2 separate regions of the Homo sapiens genome follow, and region 1 is linked to region 2. A link is a contact called in ENCODE Hi-C data. All regions are on one chromosome and are shown on one strand. Each heading gives the region's core, a stretch centred on a gene start or an enhancer-like site at or near the end of the contact. The rest is flanking DNA. Distances are from core to core; before and after follow the strand shown.

Region 1 (6,900 bases), core at 255-2,754, 4.7 Mb before region 2:
GACTCATCTTCACAAAAAACTTAAAAAATTATAGAGTGTGGTGGTGCATGCCTATAGTTTCAGCTACTCTGGAGGCCGAGGCAGGAGGATTGCTTGAGCCTGGGAGATGGAGGTTGTAGTCATCTGAGATCACATCACTGCGCTCCAGTCTGGGTGACAGAGCTAGACCCTGTCTCAAAAAATAAATAACCACATCAGTGTACTTCAGCAACCTAATAAGAAACAGTCAAACACCTTGTTTATTCTGCACCTCTTCTATGTGGAGCTGCTGCAAATAATATAATCAGCAAGAGAAACAATAGCAGCTAACATTTGTAGACTATGAGCCACTGTTCTAAATATCTTACTTCCATTACCTCATTTAATTTTCAGGACTCAGGGACAATTATTATCTCTTTCCATAAGAGGAAAATAAGGTGTAGAACGCATAAACGCTATGCAGAGATTTAAACCTAAGCAGCTTAACTCCAGAGCTCTTTCAAACTGCTACATTCCAGTCTTTCTCCGAATTCATTAAAAATAAATTACATGCAGACCCCCACAATAGGCACTGAGGTCGCTAAAAGTTTAAAAGGCATGGTTTGAACAAGTATTTGCTGTCAGCCATGTGTGAATACAAAGGCAGGTAAGACACGGTTTCTGCTCTCAAGGAGGGAGGTCAAGACAACCACTTTATAAACCTGGATATTCATTATAAGGGATAAAGATAGAGAAAGGGGGCTTGTTCATTTACACTTTTGGTATGATTAACAAGTTTACAGGTAATACCCTGGAATCATGAAAGCAAAGTTCCAGCGCTTTACAGTTATCGGAACAGTTTTGTGAAAAGTAATGGAAATCAGAAAAGTGCAAACCCGCGACGCCTACACTTTCTAACTTTTCCCTGCTGGCGGTTGTGTCTGACCCGACTGTAAAAGAAAAGCTAGATGTGGATGTGCCATATAAAAGTCCCTACAAGAAAAAACCCACTCCCTTCCCATTCACCAACCTGGATCTTAATGCGCTCCCCACTCGCGTTCTGAGCCCCGAGAGCGTCCCGCACGCTCAGTTTGGCTGAAGGTTTGTGCTTGGGGAAGGGGGCGGAGGAACAGAAGCGCACGGACCGCAGCAGGCAGCGGACCCCCAGCATCCCGCGTCCGCCCAGGCCCTCCGCGGGAGCAGCCCAGACCCCACGGTTCGAACCCCGCCTGCAGCGGCCCTCCTTTCTCAGCTGCTCCCCTTCCGCGGCCGCAGCTCTGCTCTAAGGCACTCCAGAGCCCCTCGGCTGCGCGCTTTCTCCTTCAGGACTCCCAGCTCTGTCCCCACAGAACCTCTCCGCTTCCCACTTCCCAACGGGGCGGAATGGACAGGACACTAGGCAAACGCCAGAAAGAAACCACGTGCAGTTGGCAGCTGGGGCGCCCCACTACCCGCGACAATTGTAAACCTACGAACAGAACCCGGGCCGCAACACGCGCAACCACTCCTACCACACCACGCCAACGCCGCTTACGTCATCACGCTACGGGGAAGAAGGGAGAGCATGCGTACTTGTGACCCAGGCTTAGGGAGGCGTGCGGGAGGGGGCGGGGTCAGGAGCCGAGACGGGGCGGAGCTAATGCCCTAAGGTTGTAGAGATTATCGCTGAAAGAACGTGGGAGCACATCTGAGGGTCTTCATTTCTAAAGTTTCCAGGTGAGGCTGAGAAACTGAGAGGCAAGGAGTGACTGATGGAGAGGGAAACCGTCTCCATCAGTCAACAATAGGGATCCAAGTAAGAGGAGGCTCTTAGCTGTTAACAGGATTCGCTTGAAGAGATCAGTCGTTCCTTTCCTGAGTACTCCGCAGAGAAAAATCAGACATAGCCCCAATGCGCAAGTCACAGTTGTGTGGTATCAGACAGCTAAACAGACAGTTGCATAAAAGGGCGATCAGTTTGCCTGACAGAGCCTAAGCGTGGGACGCCAGAGATGGCTTCCTGGAGAAAGTAGTCCTCTGACAGGTAAATAAAAGGAACTGGAGGGACCTTGCATATGGCAGGCAAGACGGTGGGAAGATGTTGCAGAGACTGGAGGAAACTCGAGTGTTTCCTGCCAGAATCCTCCAAGTCTCCCTCTTCCCTCTGCCCTCCAACACAGCTATCTGCATTTGTTTGACCTGGAAACAATGACCCTTTTATATATTAGGCTACGTTTTATTAAAAAAAAAATTCTGTAACTCAATGACGGTCATTAAAAGGTTTTTAATCTAATTTAAAAAGTAAAACGTTTGGCCAAGTGCGGTGGCTCACGCCTGTAATCCCAACTCTTAGGGAGGCAGAAGCAGGAGGATTGCTTCAGCCCAGGAGTTCAAGACCAGCGCTCGCCCTCGCTGTCTCTCTCCCGCTCCCTCTCACTCTCACTCTCTCTCTCTCACTTTTACCTTACTTAAAGTTGCTACTATTATTATACCCATTTTACAAATGAGAGAACTTACGCACAGAAAGGCTAGATGACCTACTTAAGGATACACATTCCCTAAGTGTGAGATTTAAACCCAGAAGTGCTGGCTCTATGCACTTAAGCAGTATGCTGTATTACATAGTGTCCCAAGGTGATCTGTTCCATCAAGGAGCTCATGCTTTAGAGATGGAGACAAGCAAGAAAAGAGACTACTGAAATATAAACCAGTAAGTGCACACATAGATGTATGAGTTGTCTGCATTTGTTTGGACTGAAAAGTCACCCTTATATATTAGGCTACCTCTTAAATTTATCCAAAAAATTATTTTTGATATTTTATCCAAATATTATATTGGATAAAATATAATACAATTATAATATATACATGTATCACAATTTTATATTTTATATAATATAAATGTGTTCCCTGGTTCTTTTAATAAATTAAAATTATAAATATAATAAAATTATAATTATAAATTATAATATATAATTAAATTATATTGGATATATTATATATTATATACTTATAATATAAAATATGTTGGATAAAATATAATATAGTCTAGAGAAGGAGAAAATTAAGCTGAATTTTTGAAGTGGATCAATATTTTGCCAGGTAGGCATGTAAGAAAATTTCCTGCCAGAAGGTGAACACGGAAGGTTGCCAGGAGGGCAAATGGCCTGGAAAAATTGTAAAATCATTCTTAAGACAGGCTAGAAAATATCTCATCTGAAAATACTTGATGTTGGAGGTGGAACCTAGTGAGAAGTGTTTGGATCATGAAGGCCTTGGTGCCACCCTTGCAGGAGTGAATTCTCAGTCCATTAGTTTTTGCAAAGCTGATTGTTGAAAAGAGCCTGGCACCCCCCTCCCTCTCTCTTCCTTCCTCTTTTGCCATGTGATGTTTGCTCCCCTTTGCCTTCCTGAATGGCTGAATGACAACAAACCTTGACATTATTTACTTTGAGTGGAAGCAGATTCTGGTGCGATGCTTCTTGCACAGCCTGCAGAACTGTGCAAATAAATGAATACACTTCTTATCGATCAAAAAAAATATATAGGCCAGGCGCAGTGGCTCACGCCTGTAATCCTAGCACTTTGGGAGGCCAAGGTGGGCAGACTGCCTGAGCTCAGCCTGGGCAACATGGTGAAACCCTATCTCTACTAAAATATAAAAAATTAGCTGGATGTGGCAGCATGTGCCTGTAGTCCCAGCTACTCGGGAGGCTGACGCAGGAGAATTGCCTGAACCTGGGAGGCAGAGGTTGCGGTAAGCTGAGATCACGTCACTGCACTCCAGCCTCAGCAACTGAGTGAGACTCTGTCTCAAAAAAAAAAAGAAAAAGAAAAGAAAAGAAAAGAAAAAAATACTTGGGCACTTCTTGAACCTTGAGAAAGGAAAAATGGAAACTTGCAGCCAATGCCTTCAGAATTATGCAGCTATGGACTTTTAAGGGAAAAAAAGTTCGCTCGTTCAAAATCTGGGGAACAAGACAGTCTGGGGTACATAACAATGATGTTTATCCCAGTGAAAATCTTTTCTTTGCCTATGCCTACCCTGTCCAAGTGATCAAAAGTAGTAACCAGTTGGCTCATTTCTTACTCATGCCATTTTTCTGTCTTGCCTTCTGCTATGGCTTGGATATGATTTGTTTGTCCCCACAAAAACTCATGTTGAAATTTAATCCCTGATGTGGTGGTGTTGGGAGATGAGGCCTAATGGAAGTGGTCTGGTGTATGGGAGCAGATCCCTCATGAGTGGCTTGGTGCTGTTTCCGTGGACTGCATGAGTTCTTGCAAGAATGGGCTTGTTTCCACCACAGTAGGTTGTTATAAGGCCAGGATGCCCCTCAGGGGTTCCCCTTTTTGCACATGTCCACTTCCCCTTTGACCTTCTTCACCACGTTGTGATGCAGCACGAAAGCCCTCACCAGAAGCCAGGGCCATGCCCTTGAACTTCTCATCGTGTAGAACCATGAGCTAAATAAACCTCTTTTCTTTATAAATTGCCCAGTGTCAGGTATTCCTTTACAGCAACATAAAATGGGCTAAGGCACCTTCTTTCTCTCCCAACTCCCCTACTCCAGGGAACAATGTGCAGCTTAAGAACTGGAGTCTGAGTCCCAGGGAGTGAGGCTCCTGCCTTCCTTTACCCTCTCACTACTTGTTTAAGCCAAAAGGTTAATTATGTTCTTAGCAGGGGACCACTGCCCCAGTATGTTGAAGACAAGAGAAAAAGTTTACTATACAACTTACGCTTCTGGTGCTCAGTTCAAACCATCCCCTGTATCTTGTGCTATATCAAATCACATCATCTTCTTGTTTATTTTTGTTTTCAGTGTTGGCTTGACACCTTCCCTTTTAGATTCATCACCTTCCAGACAGGAGTGCAAATGATGTTTTTAATATGAATATATAGTTGACCCTTGAACAACATGGGTTTCAGTTGTGCCGGTCCACTTGTATGTGAATTTTTTTCAATAAATATATTGGAAAATTTCTTGGAGATTTGTGACAATTTCAGAAAACTTACTAATGACCTGTGTAGCCTAGAAATATCAAAGCATTTAATAAAAAGGTCATGAATTCACAAGATACATGTAGTTACTAGTCTATTTTATCATTTACTATCATAAAATATACATAAGTCTATGACAAAAAGTTAAAATTGGCTGGGCGCAGTGGCTCATGCCTGTAATCCCAGCACTTTGGGAGGCCGAGGCATGCAGATCACTTGAGGCCAGGAGTTCAAGACCAGCCTGGCCAACATGGCGAAACCCCATCTCTACTAAAAATACAAAAATTAGACAGGCATCGGCCAGATGCGGTGGCTCATGCCTGTAATCCCAGAACTTTGGGAGGCTGAAGTGGGTGGATCACCTGAGGTCAGGAGTTCGAGACCAGACTGGCCAACATGGTGAAATCCCGTCTCTACTAAAAATACAAAAACCAGCCAGGTGTGGTTGCAGGTGCCTGTAATCCCAGCTACTGGGGAGGCTGAGGCAGGAGAATTGCTTGAACCTGGGAGGCAGAGGTTGCAATGAGCTGAGATCAAACCACTGCCCTCCAGCCTGGGCGACAGAGCAAGACTCCATCTCAAAAAAAAAAAAAAAAAAAAAAAAAAAGAAAAACGAAAAAAAATTAACCAGGCGTGGTGGCACATGCCTGTAATCCCAGCTACTCAGGAGGCTGAGGCAGGACAATTGCTTGAACCTGGGAGGCGGAGGTTGCATTATGTCACTGCACTCCAGCCTGAGCGATGGAGTGAGACTCTGTCTCAAACAAAACAAAACAAAACAAAACACCCACGGACCTTGCATGGTGCTATTCATAGTTGAGAGAAATTGCTATAAGACATGCAACCTTAAGCTTTAACAAATAGGGCCAAATTTTTTCCAAAGTGTCACCAGTGTGACCAGCCATATATGAGAGTTTCAGTCGCTTTACATTCTTGTCAACACTTGATCTTTTTTTAATGTGGAACACTTCATAAATATATGTGTCATCCTTGAACGGGCCACGCTAATCTCTGTAACCTTTCAATTTTAGTATATATGCTGTTTAAATGAGAATAATACTTGGTCTTAATCAAACTTGCTCTAGCAGCCGTATTGGTGGGGAAGTGGTTGTATCCACTGCTGTTTTAATTTGCATTCCCCTGATTATTATTTTTGTTTGGCAGCTTTTCAGTGTTTATTTTCATTGGACTTTCTTCTTGGTAAATTGACTGTTTACATCTTTTGCCCATTTTTCTATTGAAAAATGAGTAGTCTTATTTTTCCTAAAGACTACTTTTATTGAGTAGTCTTTTTTCTTATTAATCTATATAAGTTCTTTTGTCCATGTTTTAGTTACGAGTTCTTCTCAGTTACATGCATTGCAATATTCAACCACTCTGTGGGTTGTCTTTTCTATGGTGTATTGTGAGAAAATGGCTGAATGACAGCAAATCTTGAAAATATTCGATCCTTTTCTTAAGAAAGAGTGAATAGTTCTTGAAGAAAATTATTAAGACATTCAAGCATTAGTCTTTATATTTCTTCTGGCAATGTAAGACCAGTGCTTTTGCCATGTCTCCTGTTATTCTTTAGAAAATGGTTTCTTTTCCTAATTTATATTTCCTTACATTTTTTTGTTCTTGTTGCACGGTTAATGACCTTCTCCACAATTTTTATGTGGTGATCTTCAAGGAACAATTTTAAAGTTTAGAATTCCACTGTACATTGTTGGAGACTGATTCTGGCTGTTTGCAAATATTTTTGTATATGATTAACCTCTAGTTTACACCGGAAAACAAGATAACTCAAAAAAGAAAAATCATATATTTTCTTTTGAATTACACAAAACTTCAAAGGTTGAGATTCGCGTTTTAAAATTTCTCTTTATTGCTGCTGGGTGCCATGGCTCACGCCTGTAATCCCAGCACTTTGGGAGGCTGAGGCAAATGGATTGCTTGAGGTCAGGAGTTTGAGAGCA
Region 2 (6,242 bases), core at 2,873-5,372:
CCCAGTATTGCAAGAATACTGCATTATCGTTAGCTTAGGAAAGGATCAAAATTCAAAGTACAGTTTCTACTGAATGCACACTGTTTTTGCACCATGGTAAAGTCAAAAATTTTTAAGTTAAACTATCTTAAGTTGAGGACTGTCTGTAATTAGTCTGAGATCTTATGGTCTCATAGCTAGGCAGATTAGTACAGTTCCTCTGACTTAGTCAACAAACACTCTGAATACCAGCAGCTTCCTGCTAAATTTGGGATAGAGACCAAATACCTTAACAAGCCAATAAATCTTTGTAGGGTGCAGCTCGTCTCATGTCCTACTATGCTCTCTCTGGTCCTCTGCTTTCAAGGGCTCTTTGATTTTAATTCCACAAACATGCCATGTGCTTTCCCTTCTCAGGGCCTTTGCCTAGCCCCTGCCCTGTTCAGAAAGCTCTCCTTTTCTTTGCCTGCTCATGTTTATCCTTCAGAGCTCAGTCTGAATGTTTCTTCCTCTGGAAAGCCTGATGACTCCTTTAGGTTATGTCTCTCTCATGATGGTTTTTCATAGTACTGCACAGGATTCTTTTGCAAACCCTCTCATAATTTACACATTTATGTGACTCTCAGTTGTCTCCCCAAGAGACCAGCAGTCAGCCAACTATAGCCCATAGACTACCACCGCCTGTTTTTCTAGTTTTATTCATTAGAACTAGATAGTTTTATTAGAACACAGCTCATTCATTTATGGATTAATCTATGGCTACTTTCATGCTACAGTGGCAAAGCAAATAGTTGTGACTGACCTTACAGCCTACAAAGCCTGAAATATTTATTAGGCTCTTTACAGAAAGTTTGTCAACCCCTGCACTAAACTATACAGTCCTTGAGAGCAGGGACCACATCTGTTCTTGCTCACTACTGAATCCCCAATGCCTACACAATTCTGGATGCTCCATAGATACTTGCTGAATGAAAGGCACTGTGCTTGGCATTATGTATACACAATGATGAATAATACAAAGGAGAAGCATTTGGCCCTCCTTGAGAATAAAGGATCAAGAATGGCTATTTGGATGATGGTAGAACTATATTAAATCTGAGAGAAGTTATCCAGACAGGATGAATGAAATCAGCAAAATCTAGGCATGGGCTGCCTTTGCTATTCTCTTGGCTTCTATTTATTATGGGGTTAAGGAGAGCTGAGAATACAGAAGGATATGTAAAACATTATTCCTTATATGTGCTCAAATATTCACATAATATTTTGCTTAGTCCTCCCAATCCTATGAGGTAGGTATTGACACCCACTGGCAGTAGAACTTTGGGTTTCACTCCACTTTGGAAGCCATAAGGAACTGGAAAAACCATTGGATATTCATAGTAGGGTGTCATAATCACTATTCCAACTGTGTCATGGGCAGTTCAGTGCATAAGCACTCATTAAGAATGTCTTTACAGGCCGGGTGCAGTGGCTTATGCCTGTAATCCTAGCACTTTGGGAAGCCAAGGCAGGCGGATTGCTTGAGCCTAGGAGTTTGAGATCAGCCTGGGCAACGTGGGAAGATTCTGTCCCTACACAAATTACAAAAACTAGCTGGGCATGGTGGTGTGTGCCTGTAGTCCCAGCTACTTGGGAGGCTGAAGTGGGAGGATCACCTGAGCCTGGGAGGCACAGGCTGCAGGGAGCCGAGATGGCGCCAAGGCACACCAGCCTGAGTGACAGAGACCCTGTCTCAAAAAAATAAAAAATAAAAATAAGTAAGTCTTTGCAGCCATATTAATAGGTAGGGGAGATGAAGTGCCCAGAATCAGTGTTTCCAGCTCAAAGTGGAATAACAGATCCTTAATAATTTGAAGAGTTTTGTACAGACTTAAACATCTGTACAAAACCCCAAACCTTTCCTTTCATTGTTACTACTTTTGTTTCTTTGATACCTATCTTGTGGATTTGTTTGTTCGTAATAGCGAGATACAAACTCAAGAGTTTAAAGGTTTAACCAGTTTCACAAAACTACTAAGTCATAGATTGTGGATTGGAACTCTGGCCTATCTTGCACCAAGCTCCTCTTTGCTGGAAAAGGTCAAATTTTACTTTTGAAAAAACAACCAAGCAAACATGTAAAGTGTTGTCCCATTAAATTTAAGCTGCAAGTTTTATATTAATTTACTGCTAATTTTACAGCTGAAACACTTCAGTGTATAGCCAGTTACTTTTCTGTCAGGAATTCAAAAGAACAGGCATTAACAGCATATATTCTTACATGCTGGTCTACTAACGTGCTACACTAGTTGCACTAGAATAACTAAGGTCCTTCCATTGGTCAGAGGTCAAGGTTTTCAAATCCCTTGATTATTGACATTATTAGGCAAGTTTAAACTACTTGTATAAAATAAACATTCAATATTTGTTTAGTGAGGAAGGACACAAATCCTACTAGTTGTAAGAAGAGATTTAAGGTTTCTCCAAGAACACTCAGATTCAAGTGGGATAACTTTTATGTTAAAACATTAACATGTACTTATGGTCATTTATTTCCCAGTATGATATACACTTCAAAGTTCATTCTCTAAGAACATTTAATTTTGTTTTCATTTGGATATGTAAAAGTCAACAAAGATGGCAGCTGGATGACTTCCTGGAGTTCAAAAGTGCTACCTCCTTTTTGTAAAATCCATCATAATGTGTATGTATGCTAAACACTCAAATACCTAACAAAAGAGACCTTGTGAATGACCCTGGCAGCTAAACAGCAATCTCACAGATGGAGGATCAACAACTGCAGTTTTGACTGCAGCTGTTACTGGTGTGGATTAAAATGAAACAATGAGCAAAATAGCACAAGTAACAATATGGAGTATAAATAACAGCGTAGAAGTGTTTGGGTACCGAATGGCTCAGCGTACCTGGCACTGAAGATTCAAGAAGGTGAACAGAGATAAGAGGTGCCTATTCGCCTATTTTGTGGACAACCTTAAAACGGTTTAAAAACTGGGAGGGAAGTTAAAAAACTGGGGGTGAAAAACAACGACGACAACAAAAACCTAGCCCTAGAAACATTTCTCTGAATAAAGTTAGATGTCTTCAGGACACCCTGTTAACAGGGGTGCCAACAGGTTGGAAACTTGTGGGTTCCAGTATTCACTTATTTTCCCAAAGTCTACAATGTGACTGAAATGTACTGAGAATTCCAGTGAGAATAAGGCAGACGTGGCCTGAAATTTATGATGCTGTCTACCAAAAACCTGGGCTCGAGGCCAGCACCTAAAAAAACAAAATCAAAATTTGATCAGGCCACAAAAGAAAACAGGACACCCTCAAACACAGATTACCTTACGTTGGCTCCTGACGAGATTACTAGCCTCTTGTCACCAAAAAACGGAAACAACGGCTGAGAAAGAAGCCGGGCGCGAAGCCCAGGCCTTCAAAGGTTCGCTTTAAGAACAGAAAGGCAGTGCTTTCCTCAGTCCTCGCCCCTTGGGGCGAGCTGGGCAAGTCGGGGCAGCAGGCAGCGGCGTCGCCCAGCACAAGGCGTGAATCCGGGAGGAGGGCGTGGCACCTTCTCTTCCCGTTCGCTCGAGCAGGCGCGACCCCACGGGCATCGTCTCCCTAGAGAGCACTCAGGCATCTATGACACGACGCCTTGCCTCACCTCTCCGCAGGGCCGGCGAGAAATGCCCGCGGGGCCTTGAAACCCAACGATCTCCTCTGCCTTGGGAGAGAAAGAGCCGCCAAGCCTGGCGACTATTCATGTCCTCAGAGTTTTCCGGTGGGAGGGAGGCGGAAGACGGGGTAAATCTCGCACAGGCTTTCGGGCAAGGTAGTTCTGGCACCACAGGAATGCTGGGAATTGTAGTTTTCGCTCTGTCACAAGCTCACCTCCCAGCGCAGGCGCCACCGTGGTCCCACGAAACTGGGTCTCTTCACAGACAGACCCACAGTTCGCGAGCATGGCTCAGCGCTGCCCCGCTTCTCCCAGCGCCCCTTCCCGACCTTTGAACGCCTTCACCGCCCTAGGAAAGCGAGATCTTGTCAGAGAACCTTCCGGCGCCTGTTTCCTGGCAGTGGGGCATAGTCCAACAGCTGGCTCCCCCAAGATAGCCAGCGGCCATTACGCGCTTGGGTCGGGGGAGATGGAGTCGCATTTAGCCGCACAGCAGCCTGGAACCTGAAGTTTTCGGCCGCTGAGCGTTCTGGGTGATTGCGTAGTGCGAGGGCCAACGAAACCTTCTGGGAAGTGTAGTCCAGCAAGCCGCTCACTTTTCGTGAGGCGTCACATCCTGCTGCTTCACCCTCTGGTGCACGGGAGGACCAACTATTTCAGTCGGTATGTCCTTTCTTTAGGGAAGCCGAATTCCTCCGTTTCTAGGAGAAATTCCTTGAATTTTCACCATTTATCCTTCTCAGACCTCAGTTACTCAAGACTGCTCCGCATAGTAAAATGCTGAAAGCAACAATGCACAGTAGTTGTATTAAAATGCACTAATACTCATGAATATTCTCTGTAAGTTGTAAAATGGCACACAGTTGTGCGGTGTTAGTGGCTTACTCTCTCAAGATTCTAAACAATTACGGCTAGGTTTCTATCTATATGTATTCAAAGCTTTGTGAGAGTCAACTAAGTAACAAACACCATTTCTAAGGCCCGAAGCACATTGAAAGAACAAAACTTGATTCCCGCCAACAACTGCTTTAACAGACAATTCATGAAGAGGAAATATAAATTGCTATTTAAAACACTGGGATGGCTGGGCGTGGTGGCTCATGCCTGTAATTCCAGCACTTTGGGAGGCCGAGGCGGGCAGATCACCTGAGGTCGGGAGTTCGAGACCAACCTGACCAACGTGGAGAAACCCTGTCTATATTAAAAATACAAAATTAGCCGGGCGTGGTGGCACATGCCTGTAATCCCAGCTACTCAGGAGGCTGAGGTAGGAGAATCGCTTGAATCCTGGAGGCGGAGGTTGCAGTGAGTCGAGATCACACCATTGCACTCCAGCCTGGGCGACAGAGTGAGACTCGATCTAAAAAAAAAAAAAAAAAATTGGGAAAAAAGTTTGATCTTACCAGTTTCAAAATACAAAACGCAAAACCTTAGGGTATATCGAGGTTAGGGGTCCCAATGATCCCAACAGGATGTAAGCATAGTACTCAACAGGTGCTTTTTCAACCCATGCCCCTCTGTCCGTCTCCCCCTTTCCTCATCTAATGATCCTCAATGCCTGTTGTTTCCACGTTTACCATCATATATTCAATGTTTAGCTCCTACTTATAAGTGAGAACATGTGTATTTGGTTTTCTGTTCTTGGCATTAGGTTGCATAGGATAATGGCTCCAGTTCCATCCATGTTGCTACAAAGAGTATAATTTCCTTATTTTTATGGCTGCATTATATTCCATGGTGTATATGTACCACATTTTCTTTATCCAGTCCACTGTTGATGGGCACTTAGGTTGATTTCATGTCCTTGCTATCGTGAATGGCACTACAATGAACATACGGTTGCATGTGTCTTTTTTTTTTTTTTTTTTTTTTTGGCTTGAGGCAGGGTTTTGCTGCGTCACTCAGGCTGGAGTGCAGTCGTGCATGGCTCACTGCAGCCTCAACTTCCTGGGCTTAACTGATCCTCCTGCCTCAGGCTTCCAAGTAGCTGTGACTACAGGTGTGCACTACCACAACTGGCTAATTTTTGCATGTTTTGTAGAGATGGGGTCTTGCCATGTTGCCCAGGCTGGTCCAGAACTCCTGGGCTCAAACTATCCACCCGCCTAGGCCTCCCAAGTGCTGGGATTACAGGCATGAGCTGCGGTGCCCAGCTCTGTGTCTTTTTGATGGCATGAATTATTTTCCTTTGGGTATATACCCAGTAGTGGGATTGCTGGGTTGAATGGTAGTTGTATTTTAAGTTCTTTGAGAAATCTCCAAACTGCTTTCCATAGTGGCTGAACTAGTTTGCATTCCCATCAACAGAGTATAAGCATTCCCTTTTCTTCACAGCCTAACCAATATGTGAATTTTTTTTCTTAATAATTGCCATTCTGATGGGTGTGAGATGGCATCTCATTGTAGTTTTGATTTGCATTTCTCTAATGATCAGTGGTGTTGAGGATTTTTTCATGTTTGTTGGCTATTTGTATGTCTTCTTTTGAGAAGTGTGTGTTCATGTCCTTTGCTCATTTTTTAATTGGATTGTTTTATACTTCTTGGTTTGTTTAAATTCCTTATAGATTCTGGATGTTAGACCTTTGTCAGATGCATAGTTTGC

Evidence for each region. A loop is a pair of places that touch in the nucleus more often than their neighbours do. Pooled maps may share reads with other maps.
Region 1: a loop to region 2 is called in a map of B cell, with 13 times the contacts of the local background. The contact joins the promoter of NARS2 here to the promoter of CCDC90B in region 2. A Hi-C loop is called at or near these places in 2 of 168 maps with a recorded cell type or tissue (B cell and naive thymus-derived CD4-positive, alpha-beta T cell) and 8 of 50 pooled maps.

Annotation. Positions count from the first base shown.
Region 1 is chr11:78,573,360-78,580,259 of GRCh38, forward strand. It overlaps NARS2 (asparaginyl-tRNA synthetase 2, mitochondrial), which reads right to left and starts at 1,505. Exons shown (of 14, transcript NM_024678.6): 1 at 989-1,505. The coding sequence starts at 1,129. It also overlaps the pseudogene RNU6-311P. RefSeq lists enhancers at 891-1,000, 1,661-1,800.
Region 2 is chr11:83,282,245-83,288,486 of GRCh38, forward strand. It overlaps CCDC90B (coiled-coil domain containing 90B), which reads right to left and starts at 4,123. Exons shown (of 9, transcript NM_021825.5): 1 at 3,629-4,123. The coding sequence starts at 3,728. CCDC90B-AS1 (CCDC90B antisense RNA 1) reads left to right here and starts at 3,876. Exons shown (of 3, transcript NR_186344.1): 1 at 3,876-4,303. RefSeq lists enhancers at 2,896-3,492, 3,381-3,460, 3,493-4,088, 3,511-4,160.